Linked DNA regions of Homo sapiens: region 2 is linked to region 1. Evidence: chromatin contacts called from ENCODE Hi-C or POLR2A ChIA-PET data. All regions are on one chromosome and are shown on one strand. Each heading gives the region's core, a stretch centred on a gene start or an enhancer-like site at or near the end of the contact. The rest is flanking DNA. Distances are from core to core; before and after follow the strand shown. Region 1 holds the start of CDH11 (cadherin 11). Region 2 holds the start of LINC00922 (long intergenic non-protein coding RNA 922).

What was found. Hi-C counts contacts between places; a loop is a spot of excess contacts on that map. ChIA-PET counts read pairs that join two places held with the same protein, here RNA polymerase II (POLR2A). Pooled maps may share reads with other maps.
Region 2: a map of PC-3 shows a loop between it and region 1 (6-fold over the local background). The contact joins the promoter of LINC00922 here to the promoter of CDH11 in region 1. A Hi-C loop is called at or near these places in 3 of 168 maps with a recorded cell type or tissue (IMR-90, PC-3 and chondrocyte) and 2 of 50 pooled maps. POLR2A ChIA-PET finds 5 or more read pairs at or near these places in 2 of 52 experiments (A673 and activated naive CD4-positive, alpha-beta T cell).

Annotation. Positions count from the first base shown.
Region 1 is chr16:65,120,285-65,125,476 of GRCh38, forward strand. It overlaps CDH11 (cadherin 11), which reads right to left and starts at 1,779. Exons shown (of 13, transcript NM_001797.4): 1 at 1,596-1,779.
Region 2 is chr16:65,574,896-65,580,770 of GRCh38, forward strand. LINC00922 (long intergenic non-protein coding RNA 922) reads right to left here and starts at 1,402. Exons shown (of 10, transcript NR_174971.1): 1 at 1,344-1,402.

The sequences.
Region 1 (5,192 bases), core at 529-3,028:
CTCGCTCCTGAGAACACATCTGCATCCCCATCCCCAGGAAATCCAGACACCCCGCAAAACCATCGACGTCTGCTGCAAGCCCAAGTGATGAGGAAATTGATCCGTCCTCTAGCCAGATTAATTATGGTAGCCTCCCTGTGATTAAAACGAAAACTTACTGCCTCATATTAAACCGATAGCCATGATTAGAAGAAGAAAATAAGAAAAGATTTCAGAGCGATCGTAGCACGATTTCTTTAGGGGGAGACGAAGGGGGAAGACTTTAGTGAAATCTATACCCTCATACAGCCGGGTTTCAAGAACAACCCCCCACTCCCATCCCTTAGGGATAACCCGTCGTCAGGCAGGGATGGTATTAAATAATTAAAAGATGCGATTTCTTAATAGCAGTGTGATGGCCCATGAAATTCCTACTGCATTATCAGCAAAAGCAACAGGGCTTCTTCTAGCACCTAGAAAACCTTTCACCCGGGAGAGGCAGGCGCGGCGAGCCCCGGGCGAAAGCAGGGCCTCGGCAAAAAAACGGACAAGGAAGCCGGACCCGCAAGCCTCCCCCGACCCCACTTTCTCTGGGGACTCCGCTTCACAGCGTGAGGCGGGCCCTCCTACAGTTCCTCTGGGTTGGGGAGGGGGGAGAAGGGAGCTCTCCTCGCCGTCCTCCCCATCTGGCCAGCTTCTCAGTGCTTCCCACCTCCCGGCTCGCGTTCCGGGGCAGAGCGCAGGGAGGGAGGCCGTGCGTGCCGGGAGCTAGAGAGGCTTGGCGCGCTCCGAGAAGCGGCGCAGGTTTCGGGAAGGTGTGGTTCTCAAAGTTAACGTTGACCCTGGCAGCTTTCGCCAATCCCAAGCCAGAGGCGAGCCCGAGTCTGGGCCGCTCATGGACCTACTCCTGCGCTGGTGGGAGCTTACAAACGGGCGCCAGAGCTCCCGCAGAGACTCGGGCTGGAGGGCTGTAGCGCACCGCAGCCTGCTGCCCCAGAACCACAGTCGGCGGCCCCAAACCCACGCTATTAAAGTGCGGGCAATCTCCTTCCGGAGCTGGGGTCTTTCCGTTTTCCCGGGCTTACCCGGCAGTCTCGACTGCAGGGACTAAGCCCCGGGGAGCTTTCGGCAGGGATCCGGGAGGATGGAGTAAGAACCCCGCAGAGCGCGGTCATGTCGCCGCTTTGGGGAAGCGGCGCAGGGCTGGCGGGCACCGCGCCGTGGGCGACTTTCCCCAGAGATATGACCGGGGACAGTCGGCGTGTCCGGAGGTCTGCTCTGCAGTCTCTTGCCCCAGCCAGGTACAAACCCCCTCTGCTGTGGCCTCGGCGCAGACCCCACAGGAGGCCGGAGCCAGGGAGAGTCGTGGAGCGCACATCTGAAGCCTCCGTCCCCTGCTTTGCCCGCGCCCACAGCTGGCTCCCTTCTCCCTTTCTGATTTTTAAACAAATCTCTCCCTCCCTTTTGCTTTGCGTTAGTGAAGCCTTCTCGACTCAGATACCACCGTCCCCCTCACCACCCCGCCCCGCCAAGACATTCTCTTCCTGAGAAAATCCTGCCCCCCATTCCAAGAAGCCCCAACCAGGCGAGAGGAAGGGACTGGCGGCGCACCTCACCTGGGGCCCTTGAGGGTGGACGCAACCTCCGAGCCGCCAGTCCCTGGCGCAGGGCAAGCGCTGCGGTGTCAGTCCCGGCCCCAGTCCCGGTCCCATTCACAAGTCAGCGGCGGCTGCGAGCGGCCCCCGCGGCATCTGCTCCTCGGCCCGCGACGCTCCCCTCAGCTGGCGGCGGCCGCGGAATGAGCCGCCGAGCGCGCTAGTGGCAGGAATGAGAAACCGGGGGGAGGTGGCGGGCGGGCAGGCGGGTGCGGGGCGGGGGGGGCGGGAGGAGGGAGGCTGCCGCTGTGAGGGAAGGAAAGGGCGGGGGCTGAGAGAAGCCGAGGCTGCGAGAGGCAGCGAGATGGGCCTCGCAGAGGCTGCGGGGGCCGACCCCGTCCGCGCCCCTCCCCCCAGGGGCCCAGAGATGCTAACCCCTGGATTCGTGGCCGCCCCTCCCGCCCCGTGGCGCGGCGCTCCGACTCCCTCAGGGCTCAGATGGAGTCTGGAGCGACTGAAGTTGGGCTCCAGGGACGCACAGCCAATCAGGGAGGGCGGCGGAGGGAAGCTGGAGAGGGGTTGGGAGCCCCCATTTTCCTCCTTCCCCCAAATCCGCTCCAGCTGGCCAGGCTGGGCTCTCGCCTGGCGGGCCGGGATGGTGGTTGGGGGAAGGTATCGTCCAAGTGAGGGAAGCAATTGGGAATTCGGGAGCGCGTTCTATTCTTTCTCACTCCACCACCCCACCTTCCAAAAATCCCTCAACGTTGGCGGCTCCTGCCCAGCCCCCACCCCTCTCAATCTCCCATCCCTTGCAAACTCTTCTGGTGGCTCTGGTGGTGAAGTCGGGCGGGGAGGGAGACTTAGGACTTGGGAAGAGCCCAGTCTCCGTTCTCTCTCAGCTCTCCTCTCGTCTAGTGCCCCCCACGCAACGCCTCGGAGAGGGGTGCGCGGGGAGCGCTTCGCCGGGGTCGGCCTCGCTCCAGCTTTTGGGAGGGTGCCTTGGCCCCTACCCCAGCCAGGTATCAGTGGCCCCCGCCGGTAGTGTCACTTGTTGCCACTCCCTCGCTACAGACCCGCCAGGGCCCGGTGGAGTGTGCGTTTCTACGGGAGAAAGGGCCTAATGGGGCGCAGCGCCGGAGTCCTAGCTCCTTCCTCCGCTGTTCCCCTCACTGACGACTCGCTACCGTGAGGGTTCCCCGGGCCTGCTTCCTGCCCTCCCTCCCCGAGTCGCCGGGAGAAAGGGCTGGCAGGGCCGGGGCTTAGGAATCACGCCAAGGACTGGGCGGGGCGCTCGCGGTACCGGGAACGGCGTGGGGATCCGCACACCCAGCAGGGAACAACCATGCCTGTGTGGGGACCCCTGGCTTGAACAAGTTTGCAGGGTGGGAGGTGGAGGCAAGAGAGGAGGCGGAGGAAGGTGGAGACGCCAGTGGGTGAAGGCTAAAAAGGAACCGCCTAGGGGGACGGGGATGAGGCTGGGAAAGGAGAAGAGATGGACCCGCGAAAAAGACGGGGAAGGAGGCTGCGGAGGGAAAGCTGGGCGCCACAGCCAAGCAGTTTGAAAGGGCTAGAGGGGAGGAGACGGGCCCAGGAGTTAACGGAAAAAGAGGCCGAAAACGGAAGAGAAAGCTTGGGATCCTGAGCGCATGGGGAAGGAACCCCAGTGCGGGGCTAAGGCAAGAGCGGCCGAGCCCTGCCCTCCAGCTCCTGGTCACCAGCCCGCGGGTCCCGAGCGCCCGCAGCCGCCCGGGTTTCCACACGGCTTGGGGAGACGCCCGCGGGGGCGGGTGCCGGCGAGGCTGCCCCGGGACCTACCCTCTTCGGCCTGCGCGCCCGCGTTTTTCTTGACGACTCCAGGATCCGGGTGGCGCTGCGTGCCTGCCCCCAGTCCGCGTCCTGCGCGGAGAGGATGCCTCTGTCACCCTCTGTGTGGACGTGGCCTTTGAACTCCTCATTCCTCCACTGCGGGGGAAGAGCTGTAAGTTTCCAGCTGCCCGGTTATCTTACTCCTCAGCCTTCCCCCCACCATAGGTGTCCAAGGTGATAGCCCCCTGGGTCTCCAGTAACCCCCCAACCTCGCACCACACTCTGCGCAAGGGACGCGCGAGGACATTGACTCCCGGTGCTTTCCTGTAGAGCGCCAGAGAGCAGATCGTGGTGCCTGCCACTCCTGCCTCCCCCTGTGGGTCCCTGGCCCTGAACCTTTTCAGAGCTCTACCCTGCTTCCTCTGTCTGCCTTTTTGGCCTCTGCTGTAACCCCTAAAACTTTGGGTACTTCCCAAGCCACCGCCGAAAGTCCCCACTCTAATGAGGCATGGTGATGGTAATAGGATGATCTGGTGGCGTCATTTCAGCTTATAAATGAAGTTACTTACACAGGAGAGGATGGACAAGGGGTCCGGCTTTCCCTCAGAGGTACTCGAGTTTTGCTCTTGTTTGGCTACAAACTATTGCCTGGATTTTCTCAACCCTTCCACGTGGTCCTAGAGGGAGTGTGAAGTCACGATCAATCTGATCATACATATATTATACAAAGATGCCCGGGATCTGTAATGATTAGGACATCTCTTGATCCATGAAGCAAGTTTCATAAACTCCCTTTTGGAAGCGTGTCCAAAGATGAACCTGGCCACATGTCAGCTGACATTAGCTGGACTTTGACCTCTCCTCTCTGTTCAGCATTTATCGAATCACAACAGTTGTTTTTATAGACCATCCCTTTAGTAATGGGTGCATCAGCCGATTTTAAAAAGTAAGTTAAAAACTGCTTGATAAGTTTCCACTGACACTACACACCTGAATCAGATGGAACCTAGTGTATAGCAGCAGTCAATAACCCTTTGCACAACCCAGCAAGTTAGGATTCTACTCAAGAGAACAGGAAACATGTTCACACAAAAACACACACCAGAATGTTCATAGCAGCCTTATTTATAATAGCCAAAATCTGGAAACAACACAAATACCCATCAACTGGTGAGCAGATAAACAAAAGAAACAACATAAATACCCATCAGCTGGTGAGTAGATAAAGAAAACAGGGTGTATCCATACCATGGAATATTGTTCAGCAATAAAAGGGGAAGAAATACTGATGTTTGCTACATCACGAATGAACTTCAAAAACATATGCTGAAAGCCAAATGAAAAACAACATATTGTATGATTTTCATTTATATGAAATGGCCATTTATATGAACTGGAAAGGCAAACTTATAGAAACATAAAGCCGTGGTTGCCCAGGGCTGAGGATTTGAACAGGAATTGACTGCAAATAGAACTTGAGGGAATTCTGTTGGGCAATCAAAATGCTCTAAAACTAGATAGTTGTGATGATTGCACAAATCTATAAATTTACTAAAATCATTGAATTGTAACCAAGAAAGAAAAAAAAATCCTTTCATATCTTTATTCCCAGAATATCTGTGACCTGCAGCTAATCCACAAGAGGAAACTTGGCAAAGCAGTTTCAGAGAAAAATATGTTAAAAAAAGATTTTTAGTTCTTATGGAAAGATAACCATATTTCTATTCAGCAAGTTCTATTTTGGCTGCTGCTTTGGAGAACCTTATAAGTTTTAAAGAAAGTTAATTCCCCCCTTTCACTCTTCTAAGTGAT
Region 2 (5,875 bases), core at 152-2,651, 450 kb after region 1:
TTTTTCTGGGCACAGCTAGACCACGTAAATGCTCTGTCATCCCTGATGTCCCAGTTTTTTGGCTCCTTGGGACAGAAGCTTAGAGCAGCCAAATGATTGCTTGGGCAGGTGACAATCACCTGCTAATTGGCTGTGCTCATTTTAAAATATTTCAAAAATATTGATCATAAACCTTAGATTCTTCTTTCTAAGCCCAAAGACCCTCAAAGCAGCAGAGGCCTTTTCTGTATAGAATTGCTATCCTGGCCAGGCACGGTGGCTCACGCCTATAATCCCAGCACTTTGGGAGGCCGAGGCAGGCGGATCACGAGGTCAGGAGATCCAGACCATCCTGGCTAACAAGGTGAAACCCCGTCTCTACTAAAAATACAAAAAATTAGCTGGGCAAGGTGGCGGGCGCCTGTAGTCCCAGTTAGTCGGGAGGCTGAGGCAGGAGAATGGCGTGAACCCGGGGGCGGAGCCTGCAGTGAGCCGAGACCGCGCCACTGCACTCCAGCCTGGGCGACAGAGTGAGACTCCATCTAAAAAAAAAAAAATTGCTTTCCTTCCTGTAGAAACCTAAATTTTCCCATGCATGCTGTTTCTTTTTTGTCTCTGTGTTGGCAAAGTCAGGAGCTATCATAGCACATGGGCGCCAAAAAGGTGGGTCCTAAAGATGGCCTAGCCCAACACGTTCATTTAATTTATTTCATGATTTTTTATTCTTGTTACAAAGACAATTCATGTCTATTGTAAGTTATCTGGAAAGAGGGAAGAAAACAGAAGTGAACCCAACCCTCCAGAGAGCCCTGCAGTGCAGAGAATGAAGGTGAAGCCACAGAGAAAAATAATTTTTCTTTCTCAGAGAGGGACACTAGGAGGGGTGGAAGGATGTGTTTGCAAGAGGTTTGAAAACTCATATCTGAGAATAGTGTATGTCCGTCTTAGCAGTCAGCATCCCTCATGGATGTTGTCTAATCCTCATGCGCTGGGTGGGGCCTCCCAGCAACTCTCCTGCCAAGAAGCAAGGCAGCCTACTGGTCAGCACAAAGCTTGGCCAGCTCCAGCGCTTCAAGCCAGATTTTCAGGCTTTGGAAGAAGAGAAGAGCCAGCCCATTCCCTGCTCTCCTTCTCTGGTTTTTTTGGGGTATGTGTGAAGATGGAAATTATGCTCATGACCTGACAGAGACAGAAAGATAGAGAACTTCACAGACGCTAGGAGATGGAATCAGATGAGAAACAGCCTGTATTAATCTGTTTTCACACTGCTATAAAGATACCACCTGAGACTGGGTAATTTATAAAGAAAGGAGGTTTAACTGACTCACTGTTCCGCATGGCTGGGAAAGCCTCAGGAAACTTACATTCATGGTGGAAGACGAAGGGGAAGCAACACACTTCTTACGTGGCAGCAGCAGCGAGCAAGGGATCGAAGGGGAAGTGCCACATTTTTAAACCATCAGTTCTCGTGAGAACTCATTCACTATCACGAGAACAGCGTGGCGGAAACCACTTCCATATTAAAATCACCTCCCACCAGGTGCCTCCCTCGACACGTGAGGATTACAACTTGAGATGAGTTTTGGGTGGAGACACAGAGCCAAACCATACCAAGGTCCAAGGGAGAAAGAACCAGAGAAAGCAGATGGAGCTGAGAGACAAGTGTAGGGGAGAAACAAATACAGCACCAGGAGTGAGAGAGTGAGGAAGGGATAAAGGAACAAGACAGAGGCCCAGAATGGTAGGGAACAGAGAAACAGAGGGAGAGAGGTACAGAGGGAGAGGATAATGGAAGGGAAGAGAGAGAGATGGGCAATGAGGGATGAAAAGAGAAAGAGAAACCCAGAGTGAGACAGAACTAAATGAAACTGACATGAGTGGCGTCTATACAACAGGCTGAGCCCAACGTTGTGGCAGGGGTCTGGAGGGAGGTGAGTGTGAATGTGTGCATGTGCATGTGTTTGTGCATGAGGGGGCGCTGTTGGTGCTAGAAGGAGCCTTAGACAATGCACAGGATTTAAAAGCTTCCTCTGGCTGGGCGCCGTGGCTCACGCCTGTAATCCCAGCACTTTGCGGGGCCCAGGCGGGCGGATCACCTGAGGTCAGGAGTTCCAGACCAGCCTGGCCAATATGGTGAAACCCCGTCTCTACCAAAAATACAAAAATTAGCTGGGCGTGGTGTCAGGTGCCTGTAATCCCAGCTACTCAGGAGGCTGAGGCAGGAGAATTGCTTGAACCTGGGAGGCTGAGTTTGCAGTGAGCCGAGATAGCACCACTGCACTAAGGTCTGGGTGACAGAGCAAGACTCTGTCTCAAAAAAAAAGCTTCCTCTGACTTTTGATTCATACACTCATGTCTACCCCTAGATACTCAGAGCACCTTGATAAGCCTGAAGAGGAGATTGTGTTCTTTATTCTTTCTCTCTTACCTGAAAAGCATTACTTCTTCCCATATTTCAACCATTTCGTCAACAATTTGGTGATTCCCTGGTTCATGACTCTGCACACTGAGAAGCATGAGGTCATTTTGGAGGGGGCTCCAACCAGACCAAATGTGATATGAGCTGAGCAGAGGGAGTGGGGTTTGGTGAGCGGGAAAGCAGTGAACACCCTCTGTTGGTTCAGTTCAGGGGTCAGGCCCAGCTTCCCCAGGGCACTGAGAGCTAACTCAGATTTCCAGCACTGAGGTCACAGATCCAGGAATGGGGACAAAGAGTGCCAAGCCTGAGGCTTCAGGTGAGTGGTCAATGACTCTCCATCCAGGGCGTCAGCCTATAGGTCCATAAGTAGAAACTAGCAGGCATCAGACTGAAGGGACACTGGACCCTGGGCTCAAAGCCCAGGACCGAATTCTAGAAGCCAACATAGCAGGGGGTGGAGGTGAAGAGAAAGCTCTGTTCATGAGCAAAGTGGCCCTAGGGACACTGGATTCTGAGAATAAATGGCAGTGGAGGGTCCCTAAGATGGAACAACAGAGTTACTCAGTAAACGTAGCTAGGCTTCCCCATCCTAGATCACAGTGGCCGACTTGATTCAAAGCATCAGAAGGTGGACAGAGGAAGCAGCTGCTACCCTCCTGCCTGTGAAAGTTGTCTTGAGCTCTGGTCAATGGAAGACTCATTTGTGAAGAATGGAGAGAGAGAGAGGAGACATTGTCCCTGTCCTATAGGTGTGCCCAGTCACAAGGGAGACATGAGAAAACACCCCCCGACACACACACACACACACGCAAACACATCTCCAAACATGCTTATGACTACCATTATGATAATGGAGATACACAAAAAAAAGGAATAACAAATTCTACATCCTTGCTACTCAAAGCATGGTCCACGGACCTGAAGCATCAGCATCACCCGGATGCTTATTCAAAATGCAGTAGCCCAGGCCCTGCCACAGCTATAGAAGTAGGATCTGTGTTTTATCAAGAGCACATGAAGCCTGAAATGCCACACTCCACATGACAGGGGATCAGAGAAGGCTTCTTGGAAGTGTAACACTTCCGTGAGTTGGGTGTTACTTTGTCTTATAAGTAAGGAAAATGATATTTGAAAGACTGGATGGGTAGCCCAAAGCAGCATATCTCTTAAATGACCAAAGCTGGTCTCAAACTCAGGTTTATGACTGAAAATTAAACTTACTAAATCAAAGATCACCACTTATGTCATGGCGGCTATGTGCCAAGCCCAGAGCTAAGTACTTTATTACTCAGTTCTTTGTGTGTTTGGATTCTCACAATAACCATGTAAGATATATTTTCCCCAGTGCACAGAGGAAGTAACAACAGGCTCAAAAAAGGCAGGTGATGTTTCCCAAAGCCACACAGCTAGCAAGGGGCAAAGCTGGGATTCAAATACACAACTGTCTATTCCTGAGTCTGGGCTTGATCTTCGATCTGCTTTATATTGCCCAGGCCTGGTCACTGTGCCCCCCTGCCTCATTTTCTAAAGATGGAAAACCTGCTCTTCCGGTGACATCTATCATTCTGTTCTTCTGTCTGGTCACAGCCAGCCAACTGTGGCCAAGCCTGTGGCCAGCCGGCAAGGACAACAGAAGCCACAAGCTGGGAGCAGGCAGCAGAGAGATCTGTGGCACATGCTGGTCCCTAGCATTGGGCACGAGGGCTCCAGATCAGCACAGCATTTGGAAACCCACTTTAGGGTCAGAACTGGACATTTGTGTGCTTTCTGCCTGAACCATGCACTTAATGTCCTCCCATATCCACAGGCCAGACCCCCTGGAGCTGCCAGCCTGGGAAATGTTAAAGGATGTCAGGTTCCCAGAATGTTTTGAGTTTTCCCAGTAGCAGGATGTCGGGGCTGGGGAGGCACTTCTGTGTGCTCGACTGTTTCTCTCGTTATAGCAAGATGTCTTTCAACTCCCCCTGCCCGGTGTTCTTCTCATGCAAACTCCACGTGGCATTTCCTGTCCTCGCAGCTCTTGCCTCAGATATAGGCAGCCATAGAATCCCTGCCCTTCTACATTCATCTGCAAAGAGCTGACAAAAGGAAAGCAGGTGGACATTCTCTCCACTTTGTTTTTAGACTTACAAACTCCCCCAGCCCATGAATGCATCTGCCTGTAGGAGGGAGCTCTCTGAAATGCAAACCACGTGTACCTAAAGAAAGAAAGCTTGTTGTATTCCATTATAGGAAGGCCAGCAAAACCCAAAAATAAAATCAAATGGAGTGACTCTGAAAATATCCGCAGATCACCATCATGTATCCCTCCGGGACATAACCATTCAGAAGTCTCTGAATCTCAATTCTGATTTTCTGAACTGCCACTGTAAGTCATTCCCCTATTGGGCTCAGCTTGCCTCAGGCAGGCTGGAGGCCCAGGGCCCTGCTCAGGTGCTGCTGCTGAGTGGAGCAGGCTCCTAATAAGGCAGGTGTCAGTCCAGAGAGAAAACATCATTAGCGATTGTTTGTGAAGGAGAAAACATTCACAGGGTGGTTGGGAAGGGAGGTGACTGTCTGCCTAAGGGGACAGTGATCAGGATATAAAACCCTCAACCCACCAGCAGCTGATGGGTATTCAGGAAGCAAGAGCATGCCACCTCTATCCCTTAGAGAGCAAGGAACTCAGGACAACACGTTATCTTGTGAGCTGGGGTTCAGGATCTCCTAATAGGTACAGAAATACTTGACCAAAGTGGTGTTGGTTTGAGTGCGCGCACTAGGGAGGCTTGGTGATTTCCCAGAACATCACCTTGGGAGTAAAAACACAGCATTCAGCTCTACAAATGCTTTTGAGATTAGAGGAGCCCCTCGATGGCTTTGAATTTAAGTGGAGATTGTTCCCCTGGGAGAAATCAGCCACAAATTTGCACAAGCACATGGGCATAATGAAGGCAATTGTTCCAGCAGGGAGGCTTTTATCAAAGAACATGATGTGGAGTTAGAAGTAGAGAAAGGCCCTCCATGGGCATCAGTGGGGTGGACTTCTGGAGCTCCATGGTAAGAGAGGGGGCTGAGAAGACACGAATTCAAAGCTGACAGCTGCCCCTTCTCAAAGTGAGGACTTTGCTCAGGAGGTGGCAGAGGAGAAAGAAAGAGTGTGGGGTTTAGAACCAGGAATCCTAGCTTGAAGAACCCAATCCAACTTGTTTTCACCACCCTTCCCCAGCAGGATAAATGTTTTTGGTTTTTTGTTTCTATAACCAAATCATTATTTACAGGCAACAAAATTTTCCAATTTTAAGTGTGCGGCTCATGGAGGTTTGACAAATGTATTTGCCATGTAACCACCATCCCAGTAAAAATATAGACTATTTTCATCACCCTAGACAGTTCCCTCCACCCTTATCACTCAGTACCCACCTGACCCTACTTATCTTCCAGAGGCAATCACTGTTCTGGATTCTCTCACCACGAGGTAAGTTTTTCTTATTCTAA